4 separate regions of the Homo sapiens genome follow, and regions 1, 2 and 3 are each linked to region 4. The links are chromatin contacts, found by Hi-C or POLR2A ChIA-PET in ENCODE. All regions are on one chromosome and are shown on one strand. The core of a region is the stretch at or near the end of the contact, and the rest is flanking DNA. Distances in the headings are between cores, read along the strand shown.

Region 1 (2,700 bases), core at 64-2,563, 330 kb before region 4:
AACAACAAATTAATCCTTCATCTGTTATCAACTCTAGTCTAGTTTTATAGAAATGTCATGTGGTCCCCTAAATGCTGTCATTCAAATAAGACCTTCTTGGGCCAAACAACCAATACATCTTCCTACGTAAGTTTAAATAAAGTCTTTCTGGCTTATGTGAGATCATGAAAGCCTCCTTTTGACACAATAATCCCATGCTCTGTAGTCTGTAAAGTCATTTGGAATTACATGGCAAATGACATTTATAAAGCAACAACTAGCCGGTGGAAGCAACGTTAAATCAGAACATTTTAGTAACTTCAATTTTTATCAAGAGTAGTATGTTTTAGGCTATATTTCTTAAACAAGAAGGCTTGGTCAAGTTTACATTTATTCAGATACCCAAACCATGTCCAGATTATATTTGAACATTTCTTTGAGGGCTCTATGTCCCATTTAATTGCTTTTGACAAGCATGATACCCTCTAAACCTAAATAATGTGTTTCCCCTGAAAACCCCCTCAGCTAAAAACACATTCTACTCCAAGTAAAATGGTTGCATCATCTAAATTCCATTATCTGTAGCATTTTGTAAAAGGCCATGAACTAAGAATGTGCCCTTGTTCTTGATCTCAGGGCGTCTGAAAAAAGACTTGAGCATGAAGCCAGGAGGGGTCTGGCCGCTCGCCCAGGTCTTGATCTCCAGGCTCTCAGCTCACCAAGGTGGGATGCAGCAGCTTGCAACTTCTTGGGGGAAAATAGTTCTTGAGAAATAATTTCAAGGGGTAAACTGGTGATTTTTTGGACAGAGCTTGGGAGAATATCTGGGGCAGAACCGGAAGAAGGGAGAATGTGTGAGAGCTAAAAGGAGGCAACAGCAGGAGCTAAGAACGAGGACAGGGGAGGAAAGAGTGGGCTCAGAGCAGGGGAGGGTGGTGAAGTAACACCAAGAACTCTGAAAACCCTTGTCGCCAACTGTGACTGTCTTCACAAATCCCGACGGTAAAGGCTGCGTGACTCTCCTGGTAACCCTTCTGCCTCGAGGGCCTTTGGCCCTGCCCAACCAATGGTCATGCTGCTGTGTTGGACCCATGAACTGCAAATCCCTTTAGTGAGTGTGTGCAGAGGACTGTGGCAGAAATCCACATGAGAGACTTAGGTACTGCAGTGATCCATCATCTGGGAAGATTAAGTGGCTCTGGTGGCTTCCACGCTACCATCTGACTGTGGTCATCTTGAAAGTTAACTCTTCACTTGTTTTTATCAGTGTGGCTAGCATTGCTTCTGTTCTTAGGTTAAAAATACAACAGGGAAAACCCACTCCACCACCACAAAGCTTAAGCCTGGACGTGGCTAGAGGTTGGTTTTATGAGGTTGTCAGAAATGAATCATCAAGCTACTTGAAGCCAGAGACTCCAGGAAATCTAAACATTTGATAATGCTTGTTTTTGCTTAATTTAGTGAAGCAAGGCCAGAGTCAAACCTGCTGCCATGCACGAGGCAGGCAGATTTTTATAAAAACAGGTTTGTCCTCAAGATTCCCAAACGCCTGTGTCATCAGGCTCTGTCTAGCTCTATTGAAGGCCCACCCTCCTGTAAGAAGCACAGATGCAATTCAAGCCAAGTTCAACTGGATTGAAAGCTCCTTGGGGGTTGTTACTGCGCCTCACACAGCTTTGTGTCCCTCAGAGTAAGCATGTGGGTAAGGTCAGGTTCCCCAGAAACAAATCTGTAAGGTGAGGACAGAGGAGGTAGGAGGTGTTTACTAAGGAAGTGCGCCAGGGAAGGCTGGGCAGGAGTGAGGGAAGCAGGATGATGAGGAGGAGAAGAGCCACACCAGGGGTTATCTCAGGCTGCGACCCGTGGGGTGGCGCCAGCCTGATCTTGCAGGGACCTCAAGAGGATAAGGCACCCGTCAGAGCTTGTCCCAGCTGGCAGCAAAGGACCTGGGCTTTCCTATTCTCCAGGCGTGAAGCCCCTAGGAAATACGACCAATATTTTATCCTGTGGGAATATAATTTGGGTAGGGCTCAAGATTTGGAAAATGATGTATGAGCTGATTGTTTTGCCACCTGCTACACAGGTGTTCAAACATGGCAGAATGTGAGTGAGCTTCTCCACTCCTGGTAATAATCAACGGGGTTCCGAGTGCTGAGTTCCTCCCACATTGCTGCTCTTCAGGGAGTGAGCCTCATGGCCCTGGAGTTCTCCATTAGACTAGTCCGACAAAGCGGGGCATGTTCTAACTATCCAAGAAAACCATGCTCCTTACATATTTAGCTATTATGATTACTTTCCACCACAGCAGTCCTAGCCTCTATGATACAAAGAAATCAGAAAAAAAAAAATAAATTGGATCCAATCTATATTGAATGGCTAAGTTTTTATTAATTCAGTTACCTATGCCACAAATATCTACTGTATGCCTTCTGTGCTCCAGGCAATATGCTCGGGTTTTGGAGACACAGAGCAACAAAATATACAGTTTACAAATGAGTGGACGTTCTTGAAACAAAGGCTGGGAGGGATGGAGGGAGGTGTGAGCCTGGAGGCGTAAGCAGGAGTCCTCCCGGGAGCCTCATGGTGAAACCTGTGCTAATGACCATGCGTTTTCACTGCTCAAATATCGCGGGGGCTCTATGCCTCTTAAAATTTTATCAGTGTCCTAATTTTCTTCCACTGCATCCTAGGAGAACCAAAGACCACAAGATGAAAACATAT
Region 2 (2,700 bases), core at 42-2,541, 290 kb before region 4:
AGGAACTCAGCTTTCTTTCCTCTCCAGCAACTCAGCCATCCTTTCTATCCCTTCAGATTTTGTTTCATACCACTGCATAATCTCCCTCATTTTGCATTTTCTTCTACATCTGTAGATAAGCACAGAAACCTAAAAAATTTAAGGATCTTATTCCTGATCTCTGAAAAGAAATAGGATAATGAAGTAACCAATCTGGTAGAAGTGAGTAAGGTTATAGAATCCTTCCATAATTAACAAGTTATCTGTTACTTGTCCCTTTCAAGATGGTAAATGGATCTAGGAGGATGAGACTTTTGTGTGTGCCTTTTTCTCTCCCCGCTAAATTATATGAATTAGTTTTATCTCTTTAGGATTTGCCAAAAAGCAAAGTGGTTATCATTATTGGTTAAACACATTGATATTTATTTATTTTAGCAAACATGAAAGCAATTGTTACAACAGGACTACAACAGTCAGCAGAACTGGGTCCCAGCTGGTGGTGACTCCAGAAAATAGTCAGGGTCCCACCTTGTGCCCACTCTTCCATACCTTTCCTGAATAGTCATCAGTGTTCTAGGTCTGGTATATGTTCCCTGAAAGGCAGCAAAGAAAGAGAGTACAGACTGTAGTGTCCCTGATAAGATCATATGTGGATCTCCTAATATCAATTTGGCTTGAATACAAGGACTACTTTCCTATTCCAAGGGCAGGGTAGAGGTACATACCTAGGACATGGAATGGCAGATGTCTGAAATATACATTGCAGACCACCACACTTCACTGAGGTGTTGCCCTCTGCATTTATTCCTGAGGGTGGAGTTCACTAAACCACTTTCCTTCTCACCCCATTTTTAGATACAATCAAGGTAGAATAATAGGTGTTTCCTAAACTCAAATTGGCAGTTTGCAGTTTCTAGGACATCAGCAATGAATGACACCCTTTTAGTGAACCCTGGCCCTTCCCCTTCCCCCTAGGAATGATGAACATAGTTCATGTCTTTACTAATCGTCTGTGACCCAAGCATCATACTGAGCACAACGTGTAAATATCAAGAAGACAGTGTTCAAGGGCAAGGCTTCAGTATATGAGGGGCAGCAGAAGTGATGGGGGGGAGGAGGAGTGGAAGACCAAGGCTGAGCCATTCCCCAGAGGGATCTTGTTACCAGGAACGTTGCCAAGGCAGGGGCTTTTGCAGCTGTGTAAAGAGCAGATTGGAGCAAGATAGAAGCCTGTTGTGAAAACTGGGGCCCAAGATCAGGGCTGGACAACATCAAGCATCTTTGCTGCTAGAGTGCCTAAGCGTTGAGTCACAGCAACTTAATCCCTCCTATTAATACCTGGTTTGATTCTAGAGACTGGGGTGAGGCTGAGTCCCCTATTGGCTGCCAGAATTTCAGCTGCAGGGAGACAAACTCCAGGAAATCTACAAGTTAGGCAAGAAGGATATGGGGAAACAGAGGTCAGTTTCCAGAGAATTAAACAACTGACATGAAAGACTTAAGGGCTGTTCCTGGTAAAGGAATCTTTACGTGTAGGAACTGGGCAAGGAGAAAAAGAGTCCAGTTGCATTCACATTCTCACCTGAGTGACAAGAGAAGGCAAGATAACTAAGCGGAACTTTTTTCATTCTGTTGCTTTCTAAATTTTCAAACTAAGTTTAAAGAACAATGAGACTAAGTCTGTAGGTCACGACAACCTGGCAACTTCAAGTTAGACCTCCATAATCATGAGTGTTTGCTCTCACCTATCAATACCATGCCATTCTGAGATTGCCAGACCAGCCTTCTTCCCAGCCCTGGCACCCAGGGCTCTGGCTCAGCTCTTTAATACCTACTTCCCTGTGCTGACCTGATGCAGGAACTGCTGGCCTTGCAGCTTGTCCAATGTCAGCCTAGCTCAAAACTGGGTCTTCATACCTACAGTCCAAAGAAGGTGTTGAACTTGCTAATCTAAAGGCATCAAAGGGCTGCAATATGTTGGAGTGGAAAGAGGAATAGAAACTTAATGAAGTTGCCAGAGAGCAACAAGAAACCAAGAACAGGCAGAGCTTAATTTTAGGCTCCAGGGATTTTCCCAGACTTATTTTCACTGTTTCTTAGGGCTCCAATTTTCTAAGTCCTTTATTCTTCAGTCAAATGAAGTACAAGGAAATGTGAGAACTCTAGATGAGTCCCTGAAGTCATTGATACTAATCAAATGACCCTGGCAGCTCAGATCAGCAGGCACTTTGGGAGCATCAGCAATGACCCCTGTGTCCTTGGGATGTCACTCTCCTGCTATAAAGTCTTCAGTGGATCTCTACTGCCTTGGAATAACTGGACTCTCTAGCCTCACCTTTAAAATCTTCCAGGAACCCTTTCTCTCACTAATCCCCTTCAGGCGCAAATACTCCAGCAAAACTTAATCACTGGTTTTTCACACTTGACATGAACTTTTTCCATTTTCTGACTTTTCTCAAAGTTTACCTTGTGTAGAATAATATTTTATCTAACTGACACATCTAAATATAACTATTCTTCAATGCCAGCTAAAAGCTTATCTCTTCCAGAATGCCTTCTTTCTGATTACACTAATCTCTGATCACACCTACATTTACTTGACTTATATTACTCAGCATGTTTTTACTATAAAGTAAATCTTGTGTCATCTTCCTCATTTACACTGCACATTCATCAAATACAGATATTATATGTTATCAATATTTTCAAATGACCTCAGTG
Region 3 (2,700 bases), core at 173-2,672, 330 kb after region 4:
GTATGTGGGTTCCAGTTTCTCCACATCCTCCCCAACGCTTGTCAAATGTCGTTTTGGTTCTAACCATCCCACTGGGTGTGGACTGGTGCAGCTCTGTGGTTTTGACTTGTCTTTCTCTAATAGCTAATGATGTGCAACATCTTACTGCCTATTTGTATATCTTCTCTGGAAAAATGTTCACTCAGATCCTTGCCTTTTTTGGGGGGAGGGTGGTCATTTGTCTCAACTAAAGAGGACTTGTATCTAGAATTCATAAAGCATTCTTTTTTTTTTTTTTAAAGAGACAGTGTCTCATTCTGTTGCCCAAGGTGGAACACAGTGGCCATTCACACGTGTGATCATAGCTCACTGCAGCCTCAGATGCCTGGCCTCAAGCGATCCTCCCACCTCAGCCCCCTGAGTAGCTAGGACTATCGGCATGAGCCACCACGCTTGGCTGTTCATAAAGAATTCTTTATGTATTCTAGATACAAGTCCCTTGTGAGATATATTATTTGTAAATATTTTATCCCATTTTGTGGACTGTCTTTTTACTTTCTTGATGGTGTCCTTTGTAGTATAAAAGTATCTGATGATGTTCAATGTATGTACTTTTGTTGCTTGTTTTTTTGGTGTCATGTGGAAGAAACCATTGCCCAGTCCAGGGTTAAGAAAGTTTCTGCCTAGGTTTTCTGCTAAGAGTTTTATATTTTAGCTCTTGTATTTATGGTGTGAGGTAGGTCTAACTTCATTCTTTCTTTTGGTGTGTGTGGATATCCAGTTGCCCAAGCACCGTTTGTTGAAAATACTTTTCATTCTCCATTGAATTGTCTTTGGCACCACGGTTGGAAAAAAAAAATCAGTTGACCGTAAATGTGAGGGTTTATTTCTGGACTCTGAATTCTTTGCTCTCAATCTATATTTCTGTCTTTTGTTTTCTTTTTAAAACTCATTAAAGAGGATATTTGCAAAAGTATGCATTCATGAGCCACTGCTTTAAAACTTGTTTATGGTTTCCTGTATTTTATTTCAACCCATTGTCCATAATTACCTCATTTTGTCTGTCATGCTGTCTGGAAGGGAGTGCCAGTGGTGAAGTGTGATGTTAATGTCATCAGGATGGTGATGTTCCCATTTTTCAAAGATTGATTTGAACACAGATAGGAAGTATCTTCTGTTGGCAGTGATGACATAAAATGTTGAAAATGAAATATGGAAGCTTGTGAGTCAAAGATTTCCTTACCTTATTTGCATTTGAAATGCAGTACCACAAAAATATGTTGAATTAATGGTTATAACTTTTTCTTTATAAAGTAGACATTTTAGTACCATCAAAAAGTATTCTTTATGATTATATATCTCTTTATAGAGTTCCTGAGTTGGAGGTAGAAGAAGAAACCCAAGTTCAAGAGATGACTTTAGATGAGTGGAAAAATCTTCAAGAACAGACCAGACCAAAGCCTGAGTTTAACATCCGGAAACCAGAATCCACTGTTCCTTCCAAAGCCGTGGTGATTCACAAGTCAAAATACAGAGATGATGTAAGCATTGCATTTCGTATGTAGAGGTAATCTTTACTTTTACCTTACTGGAAGTGAAATGTACCTTTCCACTTCTGTCTTGAAAATGGAACATTAGTAGTTGGCAGTCTTTGTTTCTAATCAGAGATGATGCATGCCTAATTTTACTGTATTGTTCATTAAGAAAAGGAATTGAAACTTGAGGTATTGACAGATGCACAGAGCAGTTAGAGTGACAGTGCATCTTCTGCTCACCCTGGGACTATGCGGGTACTGTACACATACTGTGTATTAACTGTATTTCATTTTTCTCAAGGGAGAGTTACAGATTGTGTCTTGTACAATTCAGAGTTAATCAAAGGAGAACTACACTCTGTGTCCCCTGAGTAGGTTACTTTCAACTCTGTTTCTTGATAAGAGCATTTCACTGAGTAGTTGATGACTTTTTTTTTTTTTTGAGATGGAGTTTCGCTCTTGTTGCCCAGGCTGGAGTGCAGTGGCGCGATCTTGGCTCACCGCAACCTCCGCCTCCCGGGTTCAAGCGATTCTCGTGCCTCAGCCTCCCAAGTAGCTGGGATTACAGGCATGCGCCACCACCCCGGCTAATTTTGTATTTTTAGTAGAGACGGGGCTTTTCCATGTTGGTCAGGCTGGTCTTGAACTCCCGACCTCAGGTGATCCACCAGCCTCAGCCTTCTAAAGTGCTGGGATTACAGGCGTGAGCCACTGCACCTGGCCGAGTAGTTGATGACTTTTTAAACTGTGGTTGAGGTTCCATGCACTTCTGACGCCTTTCCCATGTTGGTTCAGCAGCTTTGCGCCCCCTGCCTAACTGCAGACGTGGCGGGAGATGAGTCCCCGAACGCTTGGCTGCTCGGTCAGGCACTGCCACAGCGGCCAGCGTGCTGCAGGGGTTGCTCAGGGAGCTCCTCCGTGTTGTGAGGCCTTATTGCTCACGGCTTACGTCCAGCTCTTCTCAGAAGCTTCAGTTTTGCAGGGAGAGGTTTCGGGGAAACATCTAGCAGCATATGTTGATAGGGATGCCATGGGGTCATCAAGTCCCCGACTTGTTACTGAACTTAAGGCTAGGTCCACTGAAGCATTCCCATTATGGGATTTAGAATCTGTATCATTCCATCTACAGCTTGATACCAGTCACTATTTCGAGGTGGGAGTGAGCAGGTAGCAGGTTCTTCCTCTC
Region 4 (2,700 bases), core at 126-2,625:
TTGTACCATGTGGGAAGCAATGCCAATTTGGCATAAGATTGCTTGCAGAGAACGCAGCTCATTTGCTGGAATGTGCTGAAGAAGTGACCTACTCCATGGACTTTGGGAGGCAAGCACTTATTTTCTTCTTCAGCCTGCTTTAGACCCTCCTATTTTCCTAGCCGGAAAGGTGCTGGGATTAACTTGCTTGCAAGGAGCGCTGAGGAGCATGGACATTTAGAGACACAGTGTTAGCTTAAAAGCCTATTCCAGTGCTCCACTGTTAATTTTTAGATCCAACACTTGAGGACAATTTTTCCCTCAAATGCATGCAAATTATTGGAAATGAAGATGACTGAGGAAAGGCAGCAATCTGAAGACTGCTGCTGAAGCGTCCAGAAGGCTCCTCGAGCAGAGCACGCAGCTTCTGTTTCCGGGGCTGCTGCATTTCCTGCAACCCCATCTTCAAGTCCAGGTGGTAGGGAAAGGAGAACACTTGATGTTAGCAATTGCAATAGTCCCCCGTTATCTGCGGGAACAATCCAAGACCCCCTATGGATGCCTGAAACTGCAGATAGTATGGACCCTACATATACAACACAGGTTGTCAGACAGCACGGGTGGTTCACGTTCCCACTTGAAAACGTTTGAAGTGTGAAACCATTTGTTTCTCCCCAGTGGGACCCTTCCTGACGCCAGGACAGACTTGGCCTCTTGGGTTAGTGTCCCTGTGATACCGATCCTTCTGCAGGGATGTTTGTCTAGCCCTCACCAGACCCTTGCAGTAATACCTAGACTCTTTTAACGAAACCAGGACCAAGAATACAGTGTTCAAGGGGTGAGAACTCAGGTATACAGACGAACAACTGTACTACATTTTTCCTTGTACATAAATACCTATGAAAAAGCTTAACTTATGAATTAAGGCTAAGACACTAAGAGATTAACAACAATACCTAATAATAAAATAGAACAATGATAAAAGTATCTGTAATAAAAGTTATGTAAATGTGGTCTCTCTCTCTCTCCCAAAGTATCTTATTGTACTGTACTCACCGATTTTCAGACCACAGTTGACTGTGGGTAACTGAAACGGCTGAAAGCAAAACCACAGCTAGGGAGACTACTGTGTCTATGTTTAGAGCAGCGTTTCTCTACTGTGGTTGGCACTATTGACATTTTGGACTAGGTGGTTCTTTGTTGTAAGGGGCTGAGTGTCCTGTGCATCATAAAAAGCTAGCAGCACCCTTGACCTCAACCCAGTAGATGTTGGTCCCAACACTCCCCCAATTTCCAGACATTGCCTAATGTCACCTGGGGGGGCAGAATCACCCCTAGAACCACTGGCTTAAAGGAAGGAAAGCTGACTCACATGCTACATTTACTTCTTACACGGTAACCCACCGTGGCACCCGTCCCATTGATCTGCTTCAGGCACCAGCATCTTCTGCGGAATCTGGTGCTGACTAAGCTAGCTACCAAAGCATATTGTACGGCCCCACTGGTTTCTTGGAAATGGACTTTTGTTTCCACTGCAGATCTGAAAACAGTGACCACAGGAGCACCCTGCCCGGTGACGGTGCTGAGAGGTCACTGTTATCACACTATAAATATTAAGCTTTAAAATGTCACTGCTGGGTACAAACCTCTGGTCTGATAGAGGAAATAAGACCTGCTGTTTGATAGATCAGTAGGGTGACTACAGTCCACAATAATCTAGATACATTTCCATATAGCTAGAAGAGACTAATTCAAATGTTTCTGGCATCAAGGAAAAATACATATTTAAGGCATGGATATTCCAAGTACACTGATTCGATCTGTATGAATTACACAAATATATAAAATTACCACTTGTATCCCTAAAATATGCATGTCTTATGCATCAATTTAAAAACAAAAAATCAGATACAATTTTAACTACTAAAGTTCTTAAATGAAAACTGAAACATGATTTAAATTCTTAAATAAGGCCAGGTGCAGTGGCTCAAGGCTGTAATCCCTACCCTTTGGGAGGCCCAGGGTGGATCACTAGGTCAGGAGTTCGAGACCAGGCTGGCCAACATGGTGAAATCCCATTTCTACTAAAATACAAAAATTAGCTGGACATGGTGGTGCACGCCTGTAATCCCAGCTACTCTTGAGGCTGAGGCAGGAGACTCGCTTGAACCAGGGAGGCGGGGGCTGCAGTGAGCCAAGATCATGCCACTGCACTCCAGCCTAGGCAACAGGGCAACACTCTGTCTAAAAAAACAAAACAAAACAAAACAAAAAAATTCTTAAATGAAATTTCAGATGTATCCATGAAACCCAGAAGTTCTAAGCTGGCAATATTTGTCTTTGGTCAAATATCAGTTTACACACTTGTACATTCGACATTGGGTCACACTGTGTATTTTGAGCACACGTCTGAGAAGAATATTTATTCCCAAAGCATGGTCAGAGCACAGCAGGCACTCCAGTAGGGTGCTCAGTGGTATTTGCTGAACAAATGATTCCATCAGCCAATCCTATATTGCTGAGCATTTAAGTTGTTTGCAATCTTTGGTCTTATACAGTATCTTGCAATGAGCTTTCTTAATTAGAAAGCAACCCTATTTAATAATCCCCTTGAAAAATGTTTTAAGTGGTAGAATTATGGCATCAAAAGGTCTGAACGTTTTTGTGGTTTTTTATACCTATTATTGTGTCTTCCAGAAAATCCTAGTTATATAATCAGCA

What was found. A loop is a pair of places that touch in the nucleus more often than their neighbours do. ChIA-PET counts read pairs that join two places held with the same protein, here RNA polymerase II (POLR2A). Pooled maps may share reads with other maps.
Region 1: a pooled map shows a loop between it and region 4 (9-fold over the local background). The contact joins two enhancer-like sites. A Hi-C loop is called at or near these places in 8 of 37 single-sample maps with no recorded cell type and 10 of 50 pooled maps. POLR2A ChIA-PET finds 5 or more read pairs at or near these places in 1 of 52 experiments (MCF 10A).
Region 2: a map with no recorded cell type shows a loop between it and region 4 (4-fold over the local background). The contact joins two enhancer-like sites. A Hi-C loop is called at or near these places in 9 of 37 single-sample maps with no recorded cell type and 9 of 50 pooled maps. POLR2A ChIA-PET finds 5 or more read pairs at or near these places in 2 of 52 experiments (H1 and activated T-cell).
Region 3: a map with no recorded cell type shows a loop between it and region 4 (13-fold over the local background). The contact joins two enhancer-like sites. A Hi-C loop is called at or near these places in 4 of 37 single-sample maps with no recorded cell type and 4 of 50 pooled maps. POLR2A ChIA-PET finds 5 or more read pairs at or near these places in 1 of 52 experiments (A549).

The regions. Positions count from the first base shown.
Region 1 is chr9:95,821,663-95,824,362 of GRCh38, forward strand. All of the region lies in intron 2 of ERCC6L2-AS1 (ERCC6L2 antisense RNA 1), which reads right to left. Among named protein-coding and RNA genes, the nearest start is that of ERCC6L2, 53 kb to the right of the region's middle. RefSeq lists an enhancer at 1,422-1,631. Within about 2 kb of position 1,314, at least 3 of the 41 ENCODE cell types and tissues checked have a DNase peak (open chromatin) inside an H3K27ac peak, as active enhancers do.
Region 2 is chr9:95,856,104-95,858,803 of GRCh38, forward strand. The region is part of intron 1 of ERCC6L2-AS1 (ERCC6L2 antisense RNA 1); the gene reads right to left. Among named protein-coding and RNA genes, the nearest start is that of ERCC6L2, 18 kb to the right of the region's middle. Within about 2 kb of position 1,292, at least 3 of the 41 ENCODE cell types and tissues checked have a DNase peak (open chromatin) inside an H3K27ac peak, as active enhancers do.
Region 3 is chr9:96,483,114-96,485,813 of GRCh38, forward strand. It overlaps HABP4 (hyaluronan binding protein 4), which reads left to right. Exons shown (of 8, transcript NM_014282.4): 6 at 1,349-1,520. Among named protein-coding and RNA genes, the nearest start is that of HABP4, 34 kb to the left of the region's middle. Within about 2 kb of position 1,423, at least 2 of the 41 ENCODE cell types and tissues checked have a DNase peak (open chromatin) inside an H3K27ac peak, as active enhancers do.
Region 4 is chr9:96,149,301-96,152,000 of GRCh38, forward strand. No RefSeq gene overlaps it. Among named protein-coding and RNA genes, the nearest start is that of HSD17B3-AS1, 96 kb to the right of the region's middle. Within about 2 kb of position 1,376, at least 3 of the 41 ENCODE cell types and tissues checked have a DNase peak (open chromatin) inside an H3K27ac peak, as active enhancers do.